Linked DNA regions of Mus musculus: region 1 is linked to region 2. The links are chromatin loops, found by intact Hi-C in ENCODE. Cell type or tissue: gastrocnemius. All regions are shown on one strand. Links, peaks and the distances in the headings refer to the core of each region. The heading gives the core; the rest is flanking DNA.

Evidence for each region. Hi-C counts contacts between places; a loop is a spot of excess contacts. Peaks named below come from ENCODE experiments on the same cell type or tissue, not always from the same donor. Only the 100,000 strongest peaks of a DNase experiment are listed, where the experiment ranks them.
Region 1: a loop joins it to region 2, with 2.1 times the contacts of the local background. A loop is called at or near these places in 4 of 42 quality-filtered maps.

What each region holds. Positions count from the first base shown.
Region 1 is chr2:52,530,564-52,542,481 of GRCm38, forward strand. The region is part of intron 2 of Cacnb4 (calcium channel, voltage-dependent, beta 4 subunit); the gene reads right to left. Among named protein-coding and RNA genes, the nearest start is that of A430018G15Rik, 110 kb to the left of the region's middle. In gastrocnemius, for the core only: no CTCF peak of the experiment used is centred there; DNase peaks (open chromatin) are centred at 6,208 and 7,321; H3K27ac peaks cover 4,072 bases.
Region 2 is chr2:52,583,237-52,595,154 of GRCm38, forward strand. The region is part of intron 2 of Cacnb4 (calcium channel, voltage-dependent, beta 4 subunit); the gene reads right to left. Among named protein-coding and RNA genes, the nearest start is that of Cacnb4, 87 kb to the right of the region's middle. In gastrocnemius, for the core only: CTCF peaks have their summits at 6,546 (motif pointing left) and 7,867; DNase peaks (open chromatin) are centred at 7,292 and 7,865; H3K4me3 peaks cover 301 bases; H3K27ac peaks cover 1,420 bases.

The sequences.
Region 1 (11,918 bases), core at 2,583-10,582, 52 kb before region 2:
GAAAATCTCTGAAGATCAACTGCCAGACAGTCTAGGCAAATTGGTGAGTTCCGGGTTCAGTGAGAGAACCCGCCTCAAAAAAAAAAAAAAAAAAAAAAAAAAAAAAAAAAAAGAAAAAGAAAAAGAAAGAAAGAAAAGAGAAGAAAAAAAAAGAGTGACAGAGTAAGACACCCAACATCAACTTCTAACCTACATACACACACAGAGAGAGACAGAGACACAGAGACAGGGAGAGACAGAGAATGAGAGACAGAGAGTACAGAGGAAATGAAGCAGTGCCTAGGTGTATTTTAAATTCCTTATCATTGACCTTAGAACTCAAGAGACTCTAAAAGAAAAGACTTCAGCATCAGCTAATGTGTTACTTACTGGGTCACTCCAGGGCAGAAGAGGGGGTCTGGGAAATAAATAACACTAAGGATGTTTGAAAAGTCTTATAGAAACCTATTATTTGAATAATTTCCCAAACACACACACACACCAGTTTAAATAGAGCTACCATAAACAGGGGATAATGTCCCTCCTAGAAGCTATTAGTTTGCCAAATAAAAATCTCACCTTGAACTGTTGATCATGAAGTTTCCACAGACACATCTGCATGTGCACACCTACACATGCATGAACATTGGAAGGCCTGTATGGAGTTAGAAGGAATGGAGGACAATGTGATCAAGATAAACTATATGCATATATGAAAAACACTCAAAGAATTAACATAGTAAAATAAATAGGTGAAGCTGTAAGAGGCTGCCCCAGAATGAGATTAGGCAGGAACATGAACTATAATGTCAAGAGTGCCCCAGTTCCTTCACCAGAAAAAGACTGCTGTGGGGTACAGGACACAGGGGTGTCAGGCGTATGAAAGGCCATAGTTTACTTGACATCCCCCAATATAGACATGGCATAAGGAATGAGGGGTGAAGCACAGGTGTCAGCGAGAGAAGATTGAGGGATGGGCTCTGGCTTTGCTCAACACTTCACAGGCAAGATGCTGAACAAAGAAAAGATGAAAATGTAACAGAACTGGTGGAGAAAGAGGACAAAGGGATGAGTAGTGGGGGAAGATGGGTACCCAGGTATCAGGGGCATGGTTTCTGCACTAAACTGAAGGGATTAGGAATGACAGAGGTGGAGGAAGCTGATTGAATGCAGGAAATGCACACTAAGAGGCTATAGCACCACCAGCAACAGCAATGGGGAGCAAAGGGCTCCTAGGGCTCTCCCAGTGAGAAGGAAGCACCCCCAAAACACACACACACACACACACACACACACACACACACACACACACGACAGCATGGTTTCCTCTTGCTTGAAGCATCCCAGAGACAGTCCTGCTAGCAGCACGTGAATGTCAACTTCTCTTGTGCTTATGTTTCAGCTCTAGGCCAAATCTCCCCAGCCTCGTGTCAGTCATCCTAAGCTGCCTTTCAACTGTAAACCACTATCTCTAAACATTGAACTCACTGGCACTTAACTCTCTCGATGTCACCTATATGGATGTCAGAGTATAAGGATATTCTATTCCCCATTTTACTGATTAAGAGACAGAATAAGAAAAGTAAAAGCAATGGCAAAAACTTGTCATTAAATGAAAATCACCATAAATCCATTTCTTTTGACACACAAAGCCCACCCCACTCTTTGATCCCTCCGCACTATTCATATGCATGGCTCTCTGGTCCTCTACCCTAAACTCCTTAACATTTCCTCATTAAAAGCATCTTCTGTTTCTATTCTATTCTATTATGATGGTGACTGTAACCATCAGCATAGTGTTGGAAGTCAGACTTGGTGACATTTAGATGCTCGGTAGAGAATGTATGTATAAATGATTATTTATAGCACTTTGACTTGCTGACACACCAATATATAGATCTACAAGGCTTCGCTGCCTTCACAATAAATCTTATCTCCTTAGTGAACAATGTAATTGCACAAGGAACTTAAGAAAGTTACCCAAGTGCTCCTGTCTTAACTTGAAGTACTCAGGGATTCAAGGACATCAGGGATTCAACATTGAATGTGTTATTAGTCTGCTGTAGTCTGACTTAGGGCCCTTGTCTTAGGCAGGGTTTTTTTTTTTTTCATAGCTATATATTTTTTTATTTTTTTATTAGATATTTTCTTTTTTTTATTACGTATTTTCCTCAATGACATTTCCAATGCTATCCCAAAAGTCCCCCATACCCTCCCCCCCACTTCCCTACCCACCCATTCTCATTTTTTTGGCCCTGGTGTTCCCCTGTACTGGGGCATATAAAGTTTGCCTGACCAATGGGCCTCTCTTTCCAGTGATGGCCTACTAGGCCATCTTTTGATACATATGTAGCTAGAGTCAAGAGCTCCAGGGTACTGGTTAGTTCATAATGTTGTTGCACCTACAGGGTTGCAGATCTCTTTAGCTCCTTGGATACTTTCTCTAGCTCCTCCACTGGGGGCCCTGTGATCCATCCAATAGCTGACTGTGAGCATCCACTTATGTGTTTGCAAGGCCCCTTAGGCAGGGTTTTTATTGCTGCACAAAATGTTATGACCAAGAAGCAAGCAGGAGAGGAACGGGTTGACTTGGCTTACACTTCCACACTGCTGTTCATCACAAAGGAAGTCAGAACTGGAATTCACACAGGGCAGGAACCTGGAGGCAGCAGCTGATGCAGAGGCCATGGAGTGATATTTCCTCTGGCTCCTCAACCTGCTTTCTTATAGAAGTCAGGACTGCCAGCCCAGGGATGGCACCACTCACAATGGATCCTCCCATTGATCAATAATTGAGAAAATGCCTTACAGCTGGATCTCATTGGAGGCATTTCCTCAACTTGGGCTCCTTTCTCTGCCCTAACTCCAGCTAGTATCAAGTTGACACAAAAACCAGCCAGTACAGCCCCGACATGTGGCCCTGAAGTGATATCACAATGTCACCTTGCTATGCACTCTTCCTGGGTGACCCTTGAGGGCCCTCACTCTGAACCAATACAGTCCCCAGTTCTTTCAACAGCAAGCAAAACTCAAGGCCATAGAGTTAGAGTGCAGTCTCATTTAGGCAGAATTCTTTACATAAACTATTTGTGAGTAGCTTATAAAAAATGAACTAGGATGGGTTGACTAATTCCCTTACTGGCAGGAAAGATTTGAAGAAGGCGGGGAAGAAGGTTTACAAAGAAATGGATGAAAAAAAAAATCTCAGTGCCAAGTACCATGACAACTAAAATATCTTTGTCTGTCTCAAATTAGTCTACGTTCCTGACTGACTTCCCATCATTTCTGTTTGTTCTCATGTGGCTTACAGAGAGGAACACGAGAAGGCTGGTTTGCATGGAGCTCATTCAGAGAACTGACCTCATTTAGAGAGTCACAGATTTCCGGTATGGCCATCACAGACATAATAGCTCTGATAATAACACAGCTGCTAAATTACAATCCAAGGAAGTGGCAAAGATTCTATTTTCAAGAAAATGTCCCTGAAAATGTCCTTGCAAATGAGAACAAATAAGAAGAAACAAGAATATTACTGCACCGACAGCATTACTCCCAAACAAAATATCTTCCAATCTTCTCTGTGACCAGTCGCTAATCTCCTCGAGTACGCCCTTCGCAGTGTCAGAGCTGGACCTGGTCTAGGATGATTTATGCCATTTACTCTCAGGGCGGTGTAAAGCAGTCTCATGTCCCTACGCACAAAAACACCAACATCACAGGGCTGTACTTTTCTTTCCCTCATTCAACATTTTTGTTGCATATCATTGTGCTATGTGTCTTTGTTTTTAATCAACTAATTTATTTATGTATTATTGTGTGTGGGCATGATATGTGTGTAGGGATGTGCACCACCTTACATGGGTGGAGGTCAGAAGACAACTGTGTGGAGTGAAGGCTTTCTATCTTTCTGTGACTTCTCAGGATTGAGCTTGGGTCTCTAGGCTTGTATAGCAAGCACCTTTATCCACTGAACCATTTCACCTATCCAAAGTATAGTCTCCGACCCATTATATTCTTGCTTCCACTTCTTTAGGATATCCTACTACCATGTGCTTCCACAAAAGACAACATATCCTCCTTAGTCATCTCTTTATCCTTGAGTGTTTGGGGAAAGCGAACACCCAAATGTCCATCTATCAAGAAATAAAACATGCACACCATGAGATACTATTTAGCAGCAAAAGAAATTCAATGCTCATATATGTTGCCACAAGAAGACCATGCAAAGTGAAAACATCAGTCTCAGAAGAACAAACCCAGTGCATCACAAAATGCAGGAAACGTCTAGAACGTCTGGCCAGAGGCAGCCTAGGATAGAAACTGGAGAAACAGCAAGTGTCTGCTAACAGAGATGAATTCTCTTTCAAGACTATTAAAATAGTCTAAAATTGATTGCAGTGATTGTTGAACAAATCTGGATGTAATAAACTCACCGAATTACATCCTGTCAGTGGTGTGTACTGTGTGAATTATATGCAGCAAAGCTGATATTCCAAACCAACTTGCTAGAAATGGTGGCCCCCCAGAGAGGAAGTTAACTCCAGAGTGTGTATAGGAAGGAGATTTAAATTGTCACAAAGTGGATTTCAATCATGACAGTCCAACTGGAAATACATCACACTGCATTTTTTTAAATACTGACCATTTAGTTCCCTAAAACCTGTAATCCCTCATTTAAAAATTTTCTCTTTCTTTTATAAAATCATAATTTATTTGGTGTGTGCACACATGGATATGTGCACACCAAAGAACAGAACCCAACTTGTAGGGGTTAGCACTCTCCTTTTGCCACTCTCCTTTTGTGTTCCAGGACTGAACTTGGATGATCAGTCATAGTGGCATTTACCTTAACCCACCAAGCCATCTCTCCAACTCTTGCTTGGCTTTCTTTGAAAGAAAGAAAGAAAGAAAGAAAGAAAGAAAGAAAGAAAGAAAGAAAGAAAGAAAGAAAGAAAGAAAGAGGGGGGAGGGGAGGGGAGGGGAGGGGAGGGGAGGGGAGGGGAGGGGAGGGGAGGGGAGGGGAGGAGAGGAGAGGAGAGGAGAGGAGAGGAGAGGAGAGGAGAGGAGAGGAGAGGAGAGGAGAGGAGAGGAGAGGAGAGGAGAGGAGAGAAGAGAAGAGAAGAGAAGAGAAGAGAAGAGAAGAGAAGAGAAGAGAAGAGAAGAGAAGAGAAAATAGGTGGCCAAGGATGAATGAGTGTCCCTTGGGAATCCCTGACAACCATATAACATGAAATCATTTCTAAGCATTTCCCTAGATTCCTCTTGATTCCTAGAGGAATTAAAGTTATTGAATTTCCATTCATTCTAGCAACCACTTATTGAATGCCTGTCTCAGTACGAGCATACAGTGCTTGCAAAGCTATACAAGGAAAGGGAGACGAGTAAGACAGACATTCCTGCTTCCCAACTGTTCACTGCTCCAAATGTGACCACACACAGGCACCCGAGAGAGAAGGAAGCTCTTTGTAGAAGCGCTCAATAACATGACCCAGAATCTCTCCACCACCCTTTAGTATCTGCCAGGTTTACTAGTCCTAAGTCACCTTGACTAACTGAACCAAAGTCCTGAGAATGAACCCATTAAAGACTCTAAGATAACTTGCAGCAAACATATGGTTCTGGTTAAGGAACCCCATCACCCCAGAATTTCCCCAACTGCATTATGTTGAGTTCTTCAAGACATATTTCTTGACAAATGGTGATCTTGAGATTATACTACTATTATGGTTTGCTGTCTACTGTTTTAAGAAAGAGACAAAGAGTAATATAGTGATCACCAAGGTTTCATGGCTGGGCACTCATTTTTTCTTTTTACATGTATCAGCGGACATTCACAGATAATGAGTAGAAATTCATCTATGAAAATTAAGAGGTGGGAGAGACTCTGGGTAAATGTTATCCAACAGGAAAATATACAACATAAGAACATGTGACAAGTACCCTCAATAGTTTCTAAATATTGCACAATAGGGTATATGAAGATAGGGGTAGGGCCCAGAAACTATATACCTGAACAGCATTATCCTTAAGCAAGTACCTGGTTGCACAGGGCCTTGGTGGAATCAGTACCTTTCTTAGCCAGGAGTCAAGATCAACAGCTGGAGAGCTGCAGCCTCAAGAGTTGGCCTGGCTCCTGACCAGCACTCACTGGATCCGTCCAGAAGACATCAAAAGAGATGGCCAACATCCCAGCCTCATCAGCAAGACTATCCATCAGTCACTTAAGCCAAACACAGAGTACCTCTCCCTTTCTAAGCCAATGGGCCACCAGCCAGATGAACTGACATCCCACACGGGTCCCGTATCACTTCTTCCTCTGTTTCCACCTCACTCGGGCCTAGCTCAGCTCCATTCTCTTTTACCCAGGTTCTTTCCACGGCTTTCTAACAGGCCTCTTTGCCTGAGCCCCTCCTTCTGTCCTCTCAATGCACAGAAACTCATCCCACTGCCCGGCCTCACAAGGCTGGAGCTGTAGCACACCTGCCACAATGCATGAAGCTCTAGGTTCAAGCTCCAAGGCTGTTAATAAAATAAAACAAACAAATAAATCTCTCAATTTCCCCCAATCGCCTATTGCCACTAACTTCTCCCAAAGTATGTTCAGTGGGAGAGTGTTGTGTGGTCCACCAAAACCAGCTCGTGGTGGCTGGCAGCGGCTCGCAGAGGGCACTATGGCACATCCTGCCTTTCCTTCTTTCTAGCTCTTTCTTTTGGAAACTGGCTAAAGCCTGGGTAAGCTTTCCCTGACTGCCCGAGCCTTCTCGCTGAATTCTCTGGACATTTAAGCCACTCCACTTCTGCCATAAAGGTGCTTGCCAAACTCCATTGCAGAGCGTGTTGGCTGTCTCAGACGCTGGCATTAAAAGGCCTGGTTTTGCTTTCTCGTCTCCACCCTTTGCCTTAAGGCTGCTGTCAAGATTTACACCTTGCCTGCCCTCTTGCTCTCTCGCACTTCAATAAATTGTGCTTAGCTTCTCAGTCTGTTTTTAAATTCTTTTATTAACAAGGGTAGGAATCTAAAGGCGGCTTCGGATTCTCTGAAAGCAGGGTTATCCCTTGCAGACACAGTGCAGCTAGATGCACTCCTAAATGAAAAATTATCTGAGGTCAGGAGGTGATTCAGGAGGAGAGTAGACTCCTTTGCTCAGAAAGACCCAAGAGCCAGGAGGAAGTGGGAGCATGAATGGGCATAACTCCAGGTTTTGTTGATAGGTAGGAGCCTACAATTTTGAAGAACTGAATGGAAAAGAGGAAACACAACCGACTTTGGTGTCCAGGCTTGCTCAAGAGGCTGCAGGAGTCCAGTGGCAACCGCTCACCTGACCTGCTTATGAAGCAGGAACTGGAAACCAAGCTGGAAAATTGGCAGAGGAATAGCGGAATGTGCTTGGCTTCAGGTTGTCCCTCAAGTGGGCCAAAAAAATTGTGGAGGAAAATAAACCCCTGAAGCTGAGAAGTGGGTATGGGATCCCACTGCTCTCCTCAAACACTGCATGTTGAAAGCCCTGCTGCTTTCGTGGTAAAATCCAACATAGTCTTCATCTTCTTTAAAAGGGGGTGGGGCCCTTTTCAAACCAGAGGCTGAGTGGTTTCCTATGAAGACTGTTGTGAACATTGGAGTTCAGTGCAACCTTCTCACTCATGCACAGAGCATCTGCTAATCACCAACCTCTCTGTCCCCTCAACTCCACTTTTATCCTTTACTGACCACACTTTGACGGCTACACTAGCATCTACTCATGAGAAAGAGTACATATTGCTTGTCTCTCTGAGTCTAACTTGTAATGCATAATAATACAATAAAATAATGTCCTACAGAGTTCCGTCCATTTTACTGCAAATGCTGGGACTTCATTCTTCTTTGTGCCTGGATAATACTCAACTGTGTGTACATGCCACATTTTTTTTTAATTCACTGCTCTGTGGATGGGCACCTACACTGACTTCATCTTAGCTTTTGTGAATAGTGCCATCATAAACATGCCTATGGACAGGTATCTCTGTGGTATGCTGAATTAATTTCCTTGAAATATATACTAAATTAGTAAGACCATACGGTAAATCTATTTTTGGCTTTTGAAGAATCTCTGTATCATCTCCATAACGACTGCACTAGTTTACCTTCCCACCAGTGGAAAGAGTTCCTCCCTCCACATTTTCACCAGCACTGGCTGTCACTTAATCGTAGATGAAGATGAAGATTACTTATCTGTAGATGAAGGAAACCATCTACCAGTACTACCCTATCCTCAAGACGATAGGAAATTCCAGTCACTCGTGGCTGGTACATTTTGACTGTTGAGTTCTCACTCTCTAAAGCCCATGTGTTAAAAGGCTGGACCTAAGGTGCTGCTACTAGAGGGGCGTGGGACATCTTGTGAGAGGACCTTACGTCATCTGGAGCATGCCCTCAAATCTCCCTCCTTCTTTGCTTCCTGCCTGTGAGGTGAACAGTATCTCTATCACCTGTTCCCCATCATGGCCACCTCTATCAACAGCTAAGCAATGAGTCTGCTAGATCATCGACTGGACCAGACCATAGACTGGATCAGATCATAGACTGGACCAGATCATCGACTGGACCAGACCATAGACTGGGCCAGATCATAGACTGGACCAGACCATAGACTGGACTATCTAAACCTGTAACTCAAAATAACCCTTTTCAAAGAGCCTGCTGATTATCTATGCATTCTGCTACAGTGAGAGAAGAAGACCGAAGAAGAAACAGTTCTATTGTCCACTGATCCTCTTGTCTGGGGAACCTCAGAGGTCATATAACATTTACTCTTGTTTAAAAGATAACTTTTTTTTTTTTAATGCCTGTGAAGAAATGACATCATTACAGCCAGAGCCTGCTGAATAGTCTCACCAACTGCAGGAAAGCAATCTGGACACTCAGATGTCATCCATTTAATATGCAGGGGCGGGGCTTCTTGCTTAGGACATCTTTGCAAGCTTTTAGGAACTGAAAATTCATATACACTTGAAAGTCAGATTAACCACAGCTGGCAAAATTCTTGTGGGGCTTCTAGAACGAGGTGCCCGATGTGCCCTCTCCACAGCTTCCTCGGGCCATCGCTGTAATCCAGTTGCTAAGTCAGACTCAGCCTCCATCCTTGAGTGAGCTGCTGGCTGGCATTTGGAAAGCCAGCTTCTCGATGCAAATGCAATACTCAGAGGGAAAACTGAGCCATGAGCTGCACATCTTGCAGCCAGAATATGTTTTAGTGGAAGGGATGTGAATCAAAACACTCACAAAATCTAGGCTATGCATTTCCCTGTCCTCTTCCTGCCTCATTTGAATCTCCCTCCCCCTCTCTATCCTTCCTCTCTGCTCCTCTTCATGTTTTAAGGAGAATCCGTGCAAAGTAGGTATGAGCAAATGCATTTAAGCTACATGTATTCCTGCATATTATTTAAATCCGGAGTAAACCCGTGTGTTTATCAATGTATTCCTCAATCCTAATAAAATTCCAAGAGTTAAAATACACTGCACATTATGCTGTAGCTCTGACACAAGAAGTTAGATGCACGCACAACTTAAAACACAGTAGTGCAACAAGGTCTGCATCACCCTCATTATAACACTATGCTCTGCACTCGTAATAACTTCAAAATTAAAGCTCCAAAAGTAGCATGAGAAATCAACTTTGAACCGATGTGGTGGCCCGTGCCTTTAATCCCAGGTCTAGAAGGCAGGGGCAAGCAGACTTTAATAGTTTGAGGATGACCTTTTCCACATAACAAGTTCTAGGCCGGCAAGGACTATGTGGTGAAACCCTGTCTCAGAGATGGGACAGAAGAGAGAGGGGAAAGGACCAACCTTTAACAAATAGTATATAACAGCACTGAAGTGAGATGGTGCAGCCATTAAGGGCGTACTTGCACACTGAGCTTACTGAAGTTCAGTTCCCAGCACCCGAGTCAGGCAGCTCACAGATACTTATAATCCCAGTTCCAGGGGATAGGATGCCTCTCCAAGCACCGGCACTTATGTGCATTCACACAAATGCACACACAGAATTAAAAATAAAATTATTTAAGGGTACATAGATATGTGTGAAAAGACCATTACTTTGTAGGCTAACCTCAAAAAACAAATTTAAAAAAGAAAAAATAATTATTACTTTATAAGTATGTAAATTTTGAAGATGAAACTATTCAAGCAATGTTCTGATAATATGTGAAGCTGGCTTAGCTTTAAGACACCTCCATACATATTTAATTATTTATTTTATATGTACCTGTGTGAGTTTGTGCATCATGTGTGCACAGCAGCCTAAGGAAGACAGAAGAGAGAGTCAGATGCCCTGGAACTTAGTTAGAGGTAGTCATAAGCCACTACACAGGTGCTGGGAACCAAGTCTGAGTCCTCTACAAGCGTAGCAGTACTCATACATGCTGAGCCAAGTCTTCAGTCCCCCTTACAGATATTTAGAGACTTGATTGCTACTTCTCTGTCAAGTGTCTCCACCCACAGACCAAACACACATACAGGAGTAAACATCTGAACATTAAAATCTTACCGAAATGATTCTCAATGGAGATACTTAACAACCATTTGGCTCCGTATCTCTGGAACAGACTCTTTGCTGTGGCCAGCAGCAGAGTTCTCATAGCACGAGGGCCAGCTTTCCCCACTGAGAACCACCTGGCTCTGACCCACAGAAACTGCTAAGACCAGCAGAAAAGTCTACTTGGAGTCCTCTTTACCTAAAAATTGTGTCTATGTGAAGAGATGAGGTACATCTGATGTGGGCACATGGCCACTGCCACAGCGATCTGTCCCCTGGGGAACAGCTCTGATGAGCATCACCAAGGACACCACCTTCTGCTTCAGGCACAGATGGGCCATACATCTCTTTCCTAGGCCAGCTAATCTACCTGTCCAGGGCCAGAGCTCTTTCTGCACTCTGGACTCCTCATCAATGGAAGAGTAAGCACCCGAGCAATGTAAGGGTCTACTCCCTCCTAGCAATGAGGAACAAAAGGTCTGTTATAGCTCTCTGTCTCCTAAACCAACCTCCCTGAATAGCACTAGTTTAACTTTTTTACTTGAAAAACAAAACAAAAGAAAACAAAATGGAACTCCTAAAACTTCCAGTTAGAGAATAATACAGGCTCAGAAATATGTTCAAGCCATGTGTGTGCAGCTTCATGGAACTTCATGGTTTAGCCTGCTATGTAAGCAACTACCTATCAGAATAGATTCTGGAACAGACACATACAGGATCGGTATGGCTTTGCTTAAAGTGGCAAGGCCTGGCCTCTGAGTATTTCCCATGATCTTCTGATGGTTTCCACTCAAGTTCTGCTCTCAACGCTAAAGGAAATTGTTGCCTCTCTATTCCCACCCTCCTTGGTCATCACCTCTCTTTAAAAGAATATGTATCAAAAGATGGCCTAGTCGGCCATCACTGGAAAGAGAGGCCCATTGGACTTGCAAACTTTATATGCCCCAGTACAGGGGAACGCCAGGGCCAAAAAGGGGGAGTGGGTGGGTAGGGGAGTGGGGGTGGGTGGGTATGGGGGACTTTTGGTATAGCATTGGAAATGTAAATGAGCTAAATACTTAATAAAAAATGGAAAAAAAATAAAATTAAAAAAAAAAAAAGAAAAGAATACTGTTGCCAGTTCTGCAGATGCTCACAGTCTAACCCTGCACTTACAAAGCCTCTCAATGACTGAACAAAGACATTTGAGGGGAGGGGGCGGTCCTAAGGGACCCAACTCAGGTTCCTGTGTGCTTTTCTGTGTCCTTTCATTATCTTTGGAGACCTCTGTGTATTAAAGGCAAGGCTAATGTGTTTTCCACTAGAATAACAGAACGCCACATACTAGGGAATTCATAAAGAAGATGTGTGATCAAGTCAGAGTCTGAAGCTGGGAATTCTGAAGATGTGAGTCCACATCAAGCATCTACCGCCTCACATCAC
Region 2 (11,918 bases), core at 2,175-10,174:
ATCAGTGATTGACATGGCTAAGAACCCACTGCCCAAGCCAAATGTGGATTATCAGCACGATGCTATGGTCAGCCCACATAGTCATACCTGGTCTCTCTCCTGACTTCAGCTCCCATCTGTGGGAATTCTCAAATACACAGACCAGGAAGTAGACAGCTAGGATTCCCCTTGGGTATCCAGCAAGCAAGGTAACCTGCCCTTCCCCAAAGTAGGAGGAACTCGGGAGTTCTCAAGCCTCAGAGGTACCACCTGCTTCCCTCTGCCACCTAAATGAGAATGACAATGACTCAGACCCAAAGCCTATCACAGGTTTATTCTTGTAGCTTTAGCTTGGGAACAAATGCTGCCTTAAGTGGTTTAACCAATGAAACAACGTGGGAACTGAGTGTCTTTTAATTAATTACCCTGATCATCACTCAGAGGCCAACTAAAGTTACTTCGGAACGTCTCCTCTAGGTTTCCCAGCTGTGTGTTCACCTTGGGCAGTGCACATGGGCTTCGGGGTGAGGGGTGGGGACTATCTGTTCTCCTAATCTAAGTCCATCTTCTTTTTTTTTAAATGTATTTATTTAATGTGTATGAATACAAACAGAACAGAAGATGGTTGTGAACCACCATGTGGTTGCTGGGAATTGAACTCAGGACCTCTGGAAGAGCAGTCAGTGCTCTTAACTGCTGAGCCATCTCTCCAGCCACCTAAGTTCATCTCCTGATGTCTTCCAGCAATGCACCAAAATTTTCTGTCATTTAAGTGTATGCACCTTTATTATTTCCAGTTCTGCTAAGGATCCCACACTTTATATCTCCAGAGAAAAATCATTTCTATGAATTTGTGGAATGAGAGCAAAACCTTTACTCCAGTCTCTCGATTTGGCAGCACAACTATATTAACTATGCACTAGTCAACACAACAAACATCCCCAGCCACGCTTCTCTCCACACTTCTATTCTCGTGTCCCTGGACTGAAACGGAAGGGGTTGGGGTTAGGTGTGCAATTTCTCCAAGCTCCTTGGTAGTTCTAATGCACAGTGAGAGCTGAGAGCCACAGTGTTCAACCTGCTCTTGTGTAATTAAACATGGCTTATAGAGTACAAATAAACCATTAGCAGCCACACTTGGTTTTGTTTCAGTCCAGGCTACGCCACTCTTAAAGTTAAATGAAAATTACTAACAAACTCCAGGACATAACAAGTGTTTCATTATACTATACTACTTCGTATATTCTTTGTTAAATAAAACTCAGCAGGGAGTGTCGAGCTAGGAGTCTGCTCCCACATCTGTTTCTTCCTAGGTACCCTCTATAGTAACACTTCACCCTTCTCGGTCAAGAGTGCTAAGTTAAGGAATTTGCAAGCATTATAAAGAAACCTTGTTGACTGAAAGGTGAAGGGAGGGCGACAACCAATAATGTATCAATGTAATGTGGACTTCACTGGGAACTTTTTCCCACCTTCTGTCACATAATTGCATCTTCAACTATGATGTTCACCAAAGCCAGAAAAGGATACTCTTTCAGCCAACACCTATAACATTCTTTAGGGTCTCCCATGGGAACTGAAAGCTGAGACTGTATCCTATGTCAAATTCTACCACCTGTGGATGGGTTTGTTTGTTGTTTGTTTTGAGTCAAGATCTCATGTAGCCCAGGCTGACCATAAATGCCCTACATAGCTGAAGCTGCCTTGAGTTAGTAATTCTTCCGCCTCTACCTCCCAAGCGCTAGAATCAAAGGTATACATTACAATGCTTTGGCAATTTGGTATTTCTGGCAATATTATTCCTTATCATATATGCCTGTATGTTCAGACCTGCCATCCTCTGAAACTACAGACACAGAGTTTAGGGAGAGTAGTGGGAAATGTGTAAGCTATGGCTCTAGACTGTCTGACCGCAATTAGCAGAATGGCCTTACACAAGTGATTTAACCAGTCTGCATCTGGGGTCCTCTTCATTAAACTGTTGTGGAAATAGGTGAGTCAGAGTCTCGGGGGGGGGGGGCAGGGGGGGGGGGCTGGGTACAGAGACCAGAGCATATTACTCCATCAGTGTGGTCCACTATGGCCCTGGTTGTCAGTCATCATTGTTACTGATGCATGTCTAGACTCACAACACACAAGCTCAGCGTGTCTAGACTCTTTACTTCTCTTTCACCAAAGCATTTCCTTCTCAGTTGTTCTATATAATCTGGATGATCAGTGATAGCCCTGTTTTCAGTCCTGAGTGGGGGAGTTTATTAAGGATCTAGCAAGTTAAAGTAAGCAGAGAGAAGTAGAAGATAAATTTTCAAACTGCTCAAAACAAGCAGAGACAACCAGAGTAGCCCGGTTAAGAATGCAATCAATAGATAACATTATCAAAGCAAGGGCTTACAAACATCCACCAGAAGTCAGCTAGGGACGTTGAGGCAGTCAGCTGGGATTCCTGATTAAGCTTTCCCTTTGTGGATGAGCTTCTTGTGGCTCTAGTTTCCGATTCCCACTCCCACCACAGGTATCTTATATTACAGGATAATATACTATAGTTGGAAATAGCTTGCCGTCTATCTGTTCGCAAGGATGCAGTGATGTTAATACTCTTAGTTGTTTTTGTTCTTACAGTTAGGAGACCAGCTCACCCCAGGACAAGCGATCTTGAAGAACACTCAAAATTAACATGCTCGAGTCATAGAGGAAGCCTCTTCCATCCCAGAGTTTGCTCTCGACAAGCGTAAATGCCACCCAAGAATTAAAACCATTACAGTGTACATCATTCTTAGTATTGCTGTTGACCTAGTCACCTCACCTGGTGATCTCCCTATCCACCTCCCCATGTCCACTCGGCCACTGTGATGGTTTGTATATCCTTGGACCAGGGAGTGGCACCATCTGAAGGAGTGGCCTTGTTGGAATAGGTGTAACCTGGTTGGAATGGGTGTGTCACTGTGGGTGTGGGTATAAGATCCTCACTCTAGTTGCCTGGAAGTCAGTCTTCCACTAGCAGCCTTTGGATGAAGATACAGAACTCTCAGCTCCTCCTGCGCCATGTCTGCCTGGATGCTGCCATGCTCCCACCTTGATGATAATGGACTGAACCTCTGAACCTGTAAGCCAGCCCCAATTAAATGTTGCTTTTTATAAGACTTGCCTTGGTCATGGTGTCTGTTCACAGCAGTAAAACCCTAACTAAGACAGCCACCTATTCTCAGCAGAGGTACTCTGCATCACTTTCAAGTCTGGGCCCTCAGCCCTGGTATAGAGACTTGTGGAGGTGAGTAGGAATCCCTCCCATGAGATCCAGGCACAGGGTGAACAGAAATACAACCAGGTGCCATACGAGCACAGACCCGCCCATTCCACAGTGACCGAGCCAGTGGCTCTTCATGGAGGCTCTCACCTGCAGCTGTTACTGAGGCAGCTAAGGCTTCCTCATGCTTACGGAATCGCAAGTATTACTCTAAGCACCGAACCATCTCCACAACCTACCTTGAAAGCACCAGCAGAACGTGCAGTTTACACATTATTGGCTGACCTGCCAAAGGGTACAGTAATTAACAGCCATCCAGACCCAAGCCCAGGAGGCTGCATTCAGAGCATGGCCTACATCGCCATTGTGGCCAGCCTCTGGACAGTCTGCCTGGTCCGGGAAACCTTGCACAGGGGAGGTGGAAGGAGATAGTGTTAGCAGACTTGGGGGGGGGGCGGCGGCGTCACAACCTGTGCCCCAAATCAGCTCTGACCACTGACCTCAAGGTGCCAATAAAAAGAGCCAACTTAAAAGTAAAAAAGCAGAAAAAAAGCTTTATTCAATGGAAAAAGGGACAAAGTGAGCCAGTGAACCCCCTAAGTCCTTCTTTGTCTTCAGGACTTCAGTGATATCAAAGTTTAAACAGGGACCAAGGGTACACACATCTAACCAATCCTGGTCAAGGTGTGGTCCTGCCAAAGACTTATAGTCACATCCTATAAGATGGTCTGAAAAGTTGTTGGAGCTGTGTAAAATCTCTTCCCTGGAGACAAGATGCCCCTCTGAGCTAACATTCTTTCCTTCCCCAGGTATGAGATTACTGGGGAAAATTCCATTTCTTTGGGATCCTCTGTCTGCTGGGAGCTGAGGCATGAGCAAAAGCCCCCTTAATCAAGGCAGAGTCCATCTAGTTTTTGAAAACATGAATCCTGGAGTAAGAAGTGCTCTGGGAGGAAGGAGCTTCCAGCAGGCTGTGATTCAAGCAAGAGGGAGCCCAGGGGCTATGGAGAACCAGGAAGTAGCAAGGCAGCAGTGGGTAGAGGGCGAAACTATGACAAAATACCAGGGACATGTGATGTTTAATTGTCTTCAAAAATTTTGTTTCTAGCCAAGTGCAGTGGTGCAGGCCTATAGTCTCAGCTCCACAGGAGGCGGAGGCAGTAGGATACTTTGTTTCCCATGAGTTCAAAGCTATCCTAGATACATAGTGAGATCAAAGGATGGCAATGGGTAAACCTTGTGGCTTGCTGCATAGCAGATGTTATTCCAAACACAGAAATGGCAAGGAGGGAGGGTGGGGGAGGGAAGAAAATGCTGTCAGTTATCCTACCAGAGAATGACCTGAAAGGGCTCAGGATTCCCAAAAGTTACACACACACACACACACACACACACACACACACACACTCACACACTCAGTGTAAGGCCACAGAAGAAGCTGCAGACCACCCTTCAGTGGCTTAGGAAAGGCCTGAAGGAGGCACATGAACGCTGGAACTCCTGGCACCACACACCTTCCTAAACACAGTCCTGCAGGTAGTGGTGCACACCAGTAGGATTTGCTGAAGGAGGCAGAGGCAGGAGGATCACGAGACAAGCCTGGGCTACACGGTTGGTTTGTTTGTTTGTTTGTTTGTTTGTTTGTTTGTTTGTTTTAAGCCGGGCAGTAGTGGTACACGCCTTTAATTCCAGCACTTGGGAGGCAGAGGCAGAGGCAGAGGAAGGTGGATTTCTGAGTTCGAGGCCAGCCTGATCTACAGAGTGAGTTCCAGGACAGCCAGGGCTACACAGAGAATCGGTCTTGAAAAACAAAAACAAAACAAAACAAAACAAAACAAAACAAAAAAAACAGTTGCAAGATGAGTTTCTCCCTCACCCCCTTTTCTGCTTGCTTTAAACATTTATGTTGGTACTCTTTCAATGACTTAGGAATATATTATTTTAAGGATTTTTTAAGTGCCACACACATTATATGGCACTGACACTGATAGGAGATGTATTGCTGGGCTGTCTGTCTGCACATACATCAGCTCTGAGGTAGCAGAGTGCCACGCCCTAGAGTCTGCACAGAAAGACTCAGAAGGTACTTCCTCCAAACAAAGTCGTTATTAATGGAATCTATTCATTTTAGTTAGAATCCATATGAGGTCAAATATGCAACATATCCTACTAGAATATTATCACCTTGGACAAGTTATTGAACCCCTAGGTGCTGGGTCTTGGGGTGCTCATCTTCCTACCGTCTATCAAACATACAGGAACAAAACAATCCAGTGACCTCCCCACCCCCAAGTCAATCTGTGTCTTCAGGCAGTCCTGGTCAAGGTGTGGTCCTGCCAAATGTCAGCTCTTCATTGTCTGGGCTTCTGTCTCATCCTGTAAGATGGTCTGAAAGGTTATTAAAGCTGTGTAAAATCTCTTCCCAGCAGACAACTTCCCACTCTGGGCTGGCACCCTTTTTTTTCTCCCAGAATGAGATTCCTGGGGAAATTCCCATCTCTTTGGGGGTCCTCTGTTTATGGAATCCCATAAGATAATACATGGCTCAAATGTGTAGTAGGGTCTTATTAGTGTTGCTATTGTTTTTATATGGTATGAGAGACAGAGATGCACACTCTCATTCTGTAGCCCGGCCTACCCTGAAACTCCCTATTAGTTCAGTCTGGCTTCAAATTCACAGCAGTCTTCCTATCTGAATGTCCTGAGTGTGAATGAATGAATATGAATTCCAGTTCCCTTCTAGGTGGTGTTGGCGATGACGCGGGACGCAGATGGAAGTAATTTTGATTCCCTCCAGTGAGGAGAAGTTACGACTAATGTTAGCAGTGTTCCCACTTGAGAGAGCTTAGTCTTTGCATTTCGTGGATTAACACAAAGTCTCTGTATGGATTAATAACACAAAGGAAAGCTTCAATAGTGTTGTTCCAAATTTTCAAAATGTGTGCTGTCAGGCTAGTGAGATGGCACAGGGAGTAAAGGCACTTGCTGCAGGGACCAAAATAGTGGAAGGAGAAAAGAGACACCTGCAAGCTGCTTTCTGACCTTCACCCGCATGTTGTGGCATGCATGTACCCTACCCCCATACACACTGTAAATCAAATAAATAAATAAATAAATAAATAGGTAGATAGATAGACAAACAAACAAATAAATAAATAAAATGTAATAAACCATTCTTCGAGCAAGAGCCATGGCTTATCAGTTAAGAACACTTGTTCCTTGTGCAGAGGACCCAAGTTTGGTCCCCACTATCTGTTGGGCACCTTACACCCACTTTATCTCCAGCTAGAGCGAATCTGCTGCCCTCTTCTGCCCTCCATGTGTATGTGCACACAGAGACCCACGCAAAGGTACACATAGTTAAACAATACATTATTTTTTTTCAAATTCCTTCTATTGCCGAGGCAAAGCATTGCCTTCTACCTGATCACAAACCATTTCTGCAAGGCTCTAGAAAGCACAGCGTTTGGTCTGTGGCTGACCTCTTCCTCCTTGAGTTGAAAGCATTGCTCTGCACCATTCTTTTGATTTTCCAGAGTCTCCCAAAGCTCTGTGCAGCCGTTCTCGCAGCCTTTTCAGCCCTGCCTTTCAATCAGCTCCCAATTCACCCTGTGTACTTCAACCTCCTGCCCAAAAGCTAAGAGATGAGTTCCCATGAATGCTCCAAGGTTTTCCCGTGGTCCCCCACCACCTCCCTGCCTACCTTTGTCTGTGTTACATATCGTTGTTTTAAAGAACGTTCTCTTCACTGTCTGCCTTAGATGCACTGAGTTAAAAAAAAAAAGTCATCTGTCACTGTATTGATGGGATTTAGAGCTAGAGAATCCTCTGCAAGTTCACAGAAGAGAAAGTGCCTGGAGCTGGGAAAGAGGGAAGCCTTACTTGACTGATTTGCTCAATGTGATTCTCTTCTGTGGGCACTTGAAGCAGAGCCCGCACACTGGATAACTCAGTGCTAAACGAGTGAGTTTCCTCTATCCAGGGCAGCATGAAGCTTCTCCTCCCCTCTCCTGTCTTCTGAAAAAGCCAACAGCACGTGTCCCTCCATCACCCTCTGCTACCAAGAGGCGCAGGACCCTCTCGCCTCCCTGCCCAGGTGCTCCTTGCTGTCTCACACAATTTACAAGGTCCACTGTGCCTCTGCTGAGCATATATTTGCTGCGCTCCTGCCAGTGCTGGGAGTAAGGGCCTAATTATAGCACTGGTGCAATTCATAAGTGCATTTAAATAGGAAGCAAGCTGCCTTTCCTACCCCTACTCTCCTTCCCTCCTCCCTCACTCCTTCCCTTCCCCCCACCCCCACCTCCACCAAAGCCCCTGTGGTCAATTCTGTCCTCCCCTCCTGCCTACAGCAGCTCCTGTAGTTGGTGTGGGAAGAAGCTGACGTATGAAATGACAGTTCCCATTGCCTTTTGTAAAATTAAAAAGAAAAAGAAAAAAAAAACCCACAAGCAAACAGTCAGCTAAGGCAAAGGGTGGAAAGGAGATAGTCCACTGTGGTAGCTGCTCAGGGTGACACTTTCCAACAGGAAGTCATAAATGATCGAGCTTTTGCTCCATTGTCTTCAAGGTAGAGGGAGAATTGCCCTGTCCCTTGCTTCTGCCACATTTAAGAAACACTGGGTGGCGACATCTAGCGGTTCCTGTTTAAATTGCTCTTGTAGTACAGTGCCATGAAGAAACAAAAGCAGCAGCTTTCAGAAAGCTGGAGTTAATTAACAGTAGTACAAGTGCAACCAGTTCACCCTGGGTTTCTGCTGTGCTCATCCTGGCCCGCTCTGCCCTGTGGCCGACAGAGATAACAACCATGAGTGAATGGGTCATTAGAGGCCACAGCAGAGTGCTCAGGACACTGCCTACCCTCAGGAGTTACTCCACCCATCCTTGCTGTATTACAAACATCATAGTTACGGCACTTGGTGAAACTGCACTCATTCCTACTCTACTGACACAGCCAGGAAGACATGCACCATGTGTCTTATGGTCTTGCATGCCCATGACGCAGGCCGCACGCACATCATCAGGGATCTGAGGACCTCCCAACTTTCAATATTACCCAAGCCTATCAGTGGCCTAAGTCCCTGGAATTTTGGTTGAATGGGACATGCTCTCCTCAATTCACAACAGTCCCATGGGCCCCGTCATCTTGCTTTAAACTGTTCCCATGTATGTTGACTATCGACCATGGAAGACACTGTTGAGACCCTAAAGAATGCATGTAAGGACCAGAGATCAGTCTTGGTGTGGTGTCTAGGAGCTGGACAACTTGGTTTTTGAAACAGAGTCTCTTATTTAGCCCAGAGCTCTTCACACTAGGCTGACTGGCCAAGGAGCCTCAGGGTTCTGTCTGCCTCTACCTCCCTCACACAGGGGTTACAGCGACATGCCACCACGCCTGGCTTTTCCATTTTGGGTCTGAAGATCTAACTCAGGTCCTGATGAATTAATAGCAAGTACTTCACTGACTAAAACAGCCCTCCAAACCCATTCTGTGACCCTTCTTGATCCTGTCATCTGGACAGCAAGATGACAAGTGGCTGCCTCAAAGCATTGTTAGAAATGAGTCTATAAGCACGTTGTGCCTGTCACATTACCCAAGTTCCATGTCTGAACTTCTACTGACATCATTCATCTTTCTCCTGACAACTCTAACACCTAGTCTTTTAAGCAATTTTTTATTTTTGGTTTATGGGCACTGTTTTGTGTCTGTGTTAAGCACCATCAGATCCCCTGCAACTGGAGTTAGAGTTGTAAGCTGCCATGTGGGTGCTGGGAGTTGAACCTGAGACCTCTGGAAGAGCAGCCAGTGCTCTTAACTTCTCCAGCCCTCACAGTGTCTTTTTAAAGAGTGTTTTCAATTGTGGTAGAATACACACACCAGAAATATTGCTACTTTGACAATTTTTTAAATGTGCCGTTCGGTGGTATTAACGACATGCTTTTTTTTTTTTTTTTTTTTTTTTTGTGCAACTTTCATTGCCATCCACCTCCAAAATCTTCTCATTGTACAAACTGAGTCTGTACACATCTAACACCAACTCCCCATTCCCTCCTCCCCGAGACAGCTGTGATCCCACTTTACTTTCTGTCTCTGCATTTAATACCTCGTATGTACCGAATCCCACAAGACTGAGTCTTCTGTGTCTAGGTTATTTCTCCCGTTTTGTTCTCTAAGTTGCAAACATCTTGCTGGCAGACATGCAGTTTACCTACCACTCCATCCTCCATCCTTCCCCAGGCTCTCACTAGCCGGTGTGGAGCTCTGCCTAAGTGTGGGGTCTGCATCCTAAGGGTGAGGAGGGGTGGCATGGCTGCACCTGGGAGCTTGTTAAAAACACAAAACCCTGACCCCCGCTGTGAAAGTTCCAAACAAGTCTGCATTTTAACAAGATCCCCGGGGGAATCTTCAAACACTGTGAAGGGCAAAGTGGCTTGGCATGAGACAAGGAAGGCAATGTACTGTGGCTCCTTTGTTAGGTTCAGCTACTTCATCTCTAAGTACTGTAAGTATTTGTTGATGGAAAGATTCACGAGGGAGTTGAATGTCCCTATGAATATCACCATCCTGCACTTCCCTGAGTCGAGAAAGGACACCTCTTAAAAATTAGCTCAAAGCGGGTGGAAAATAGGCCAGAGAAAACTGTCACATCCCAAAGTAGCCTAGCAGATGTGACAACTACATATCATGTGGCATCCTGGGTGTGACCTTAAGACAAAAGGGGGTGGGGAGTCAGGGGGACCAGGCTAAAGCTAAGGAAATCTAAATGAAGCAAAGTCAATATTACCAGTCCATTAACTATAACAAATGTGCCAGACTACAGTCAGATGATAATAGGGCAGGAATATACCCCTTCCCCCCCAGGATAGGCCCAGAAACCCTTGGTGATGACTACAGGGCCATCTGTACATCTACAACTACTCTAAAATTAAAGTTGATCCGGTGTAGGGAGGATCCTCGCCTGCACATAAGCACACAGCAACATCTGTGCTCGAGCAATGGCCTGCTCTATGCTATGCTTGTGCAGCTGTGGACCGAGGTTTTCAAGACAACACAGGAAAATACAGTCAGCGTCTGGATACCTTCAGTCTGCAGTCAGCCCAGTCTCCCTCTGCAGACATCTGATACCTAATTGTCCTGGTCTTTTTCCTTCTCCTGTTGTGAGAGCCACCTGCTCAAAACCATCAAGAAAAAGGACACATGCAAATATGAGCACTGGTAGACAGAAGCAAGAAGGTCTTGAGTTCAAGGCCAGACTGAGCTACATAAACAAGACTCTGTGTCAGAAATAAGTAAGTAAATTAAATATTTAACTGATTGAATGCTAGAGAGTACAGCACACTTTAAGAAATAACCAAGTGATGTCTTATCTTTTTATCTAGGGTTGAAATATATATAAATAGATATAGATATAGATATATTGCAATTCAAATTTTAAATTATAGCAAGCGTTAAAGGGTTGAGGGGCTGGAGCAATGACTAAGCAGTTAAGTGTGTGCACTGCCCTTGCAGGGTTCCGGTCCCTGTGCCCACGCCGGATGGCTCACGGCCACCTGTTGCTCCAGCTCTGGGATGACTCAATGCCTCTGGCCTCCGAAGGCACCTGTACTCACACATGTGCACATAGCCCCTCCACATACACATATATAACTTGAAATAATAAAAATAAATCTAAACTACGAGAAAACAGGAACAATCAATGAACAGTGTCCAAACATTTACGTTTTCCTGATCACCTATTGCACTCAGCCACTAACTTACCATGAGCTCATTAGCTTTAAGTAGAGTTCCCTTTCTCTGTTAGATTCGCTAATAATCTTCACTGACTGCGTTACATCTGGAACCATTAACTTAAGCTGTGTTAAACAAGTAGCGATGATAAAGATTATGGCTAGCATGTCTTCTTTTTTACCATATTTTAGACAGTATGCCATTTATGTTACACGTGCCATGGCAAGCCACACAGCAGGTCAAGCCTGTGAGGTAGATGCTATTCTCCCATTGAGATACTTGTTACTCACGTTTAACAGGATACAACTGGCGGGCTTAACAATCCAGAACATGGGAAGATTTTTAGGACTTAAGTTCATTTCAGATTCAGTGGGGCAGAAGTAATAGAGCTACCGAAAGTGACGATGAGATAGCATCCTCAATTGGTACAGTAGAAGAACGTGAACAAGGGCGTGGCAAACACGCCAAAAACAGACGCCATGGCCCATGCTGATTTTAGTGTGAACCCTGGGATACCTTCAGTGTTCACATCACCAATGACTTGGGTGGAGGTGGATAAACCTGAGACGCAGAGAACAAATGGCATATGGTCACCCAGCTAGCAAATCCAGAGCTAGATTCTGAACACAAGAGCACTCTCCTTCCCTGGGGATCTCTGAAAGGTTGACTATAGCCCAGCACTGTGAATGATGGCAGTCAGGGGTGCACAGAGTGGACAGTCGTAGACAGGAGGCACATGCATGCTGAGGTGGTACAGACACACACACAGACACATACACACACACACACACACACACACGTACACATACACAATCAATCAATCAATCAATATGAAAAGATGGAACTGGAGAGATGGCTCACACACTAAATAAAGAGATAAATAAATAAATAAATAAATAAATACGAAAAGATGGAACTGGAGAGATAGCTCAGTGGTTAACAGCCCTTCCTGCTTTTCCAGAGGAC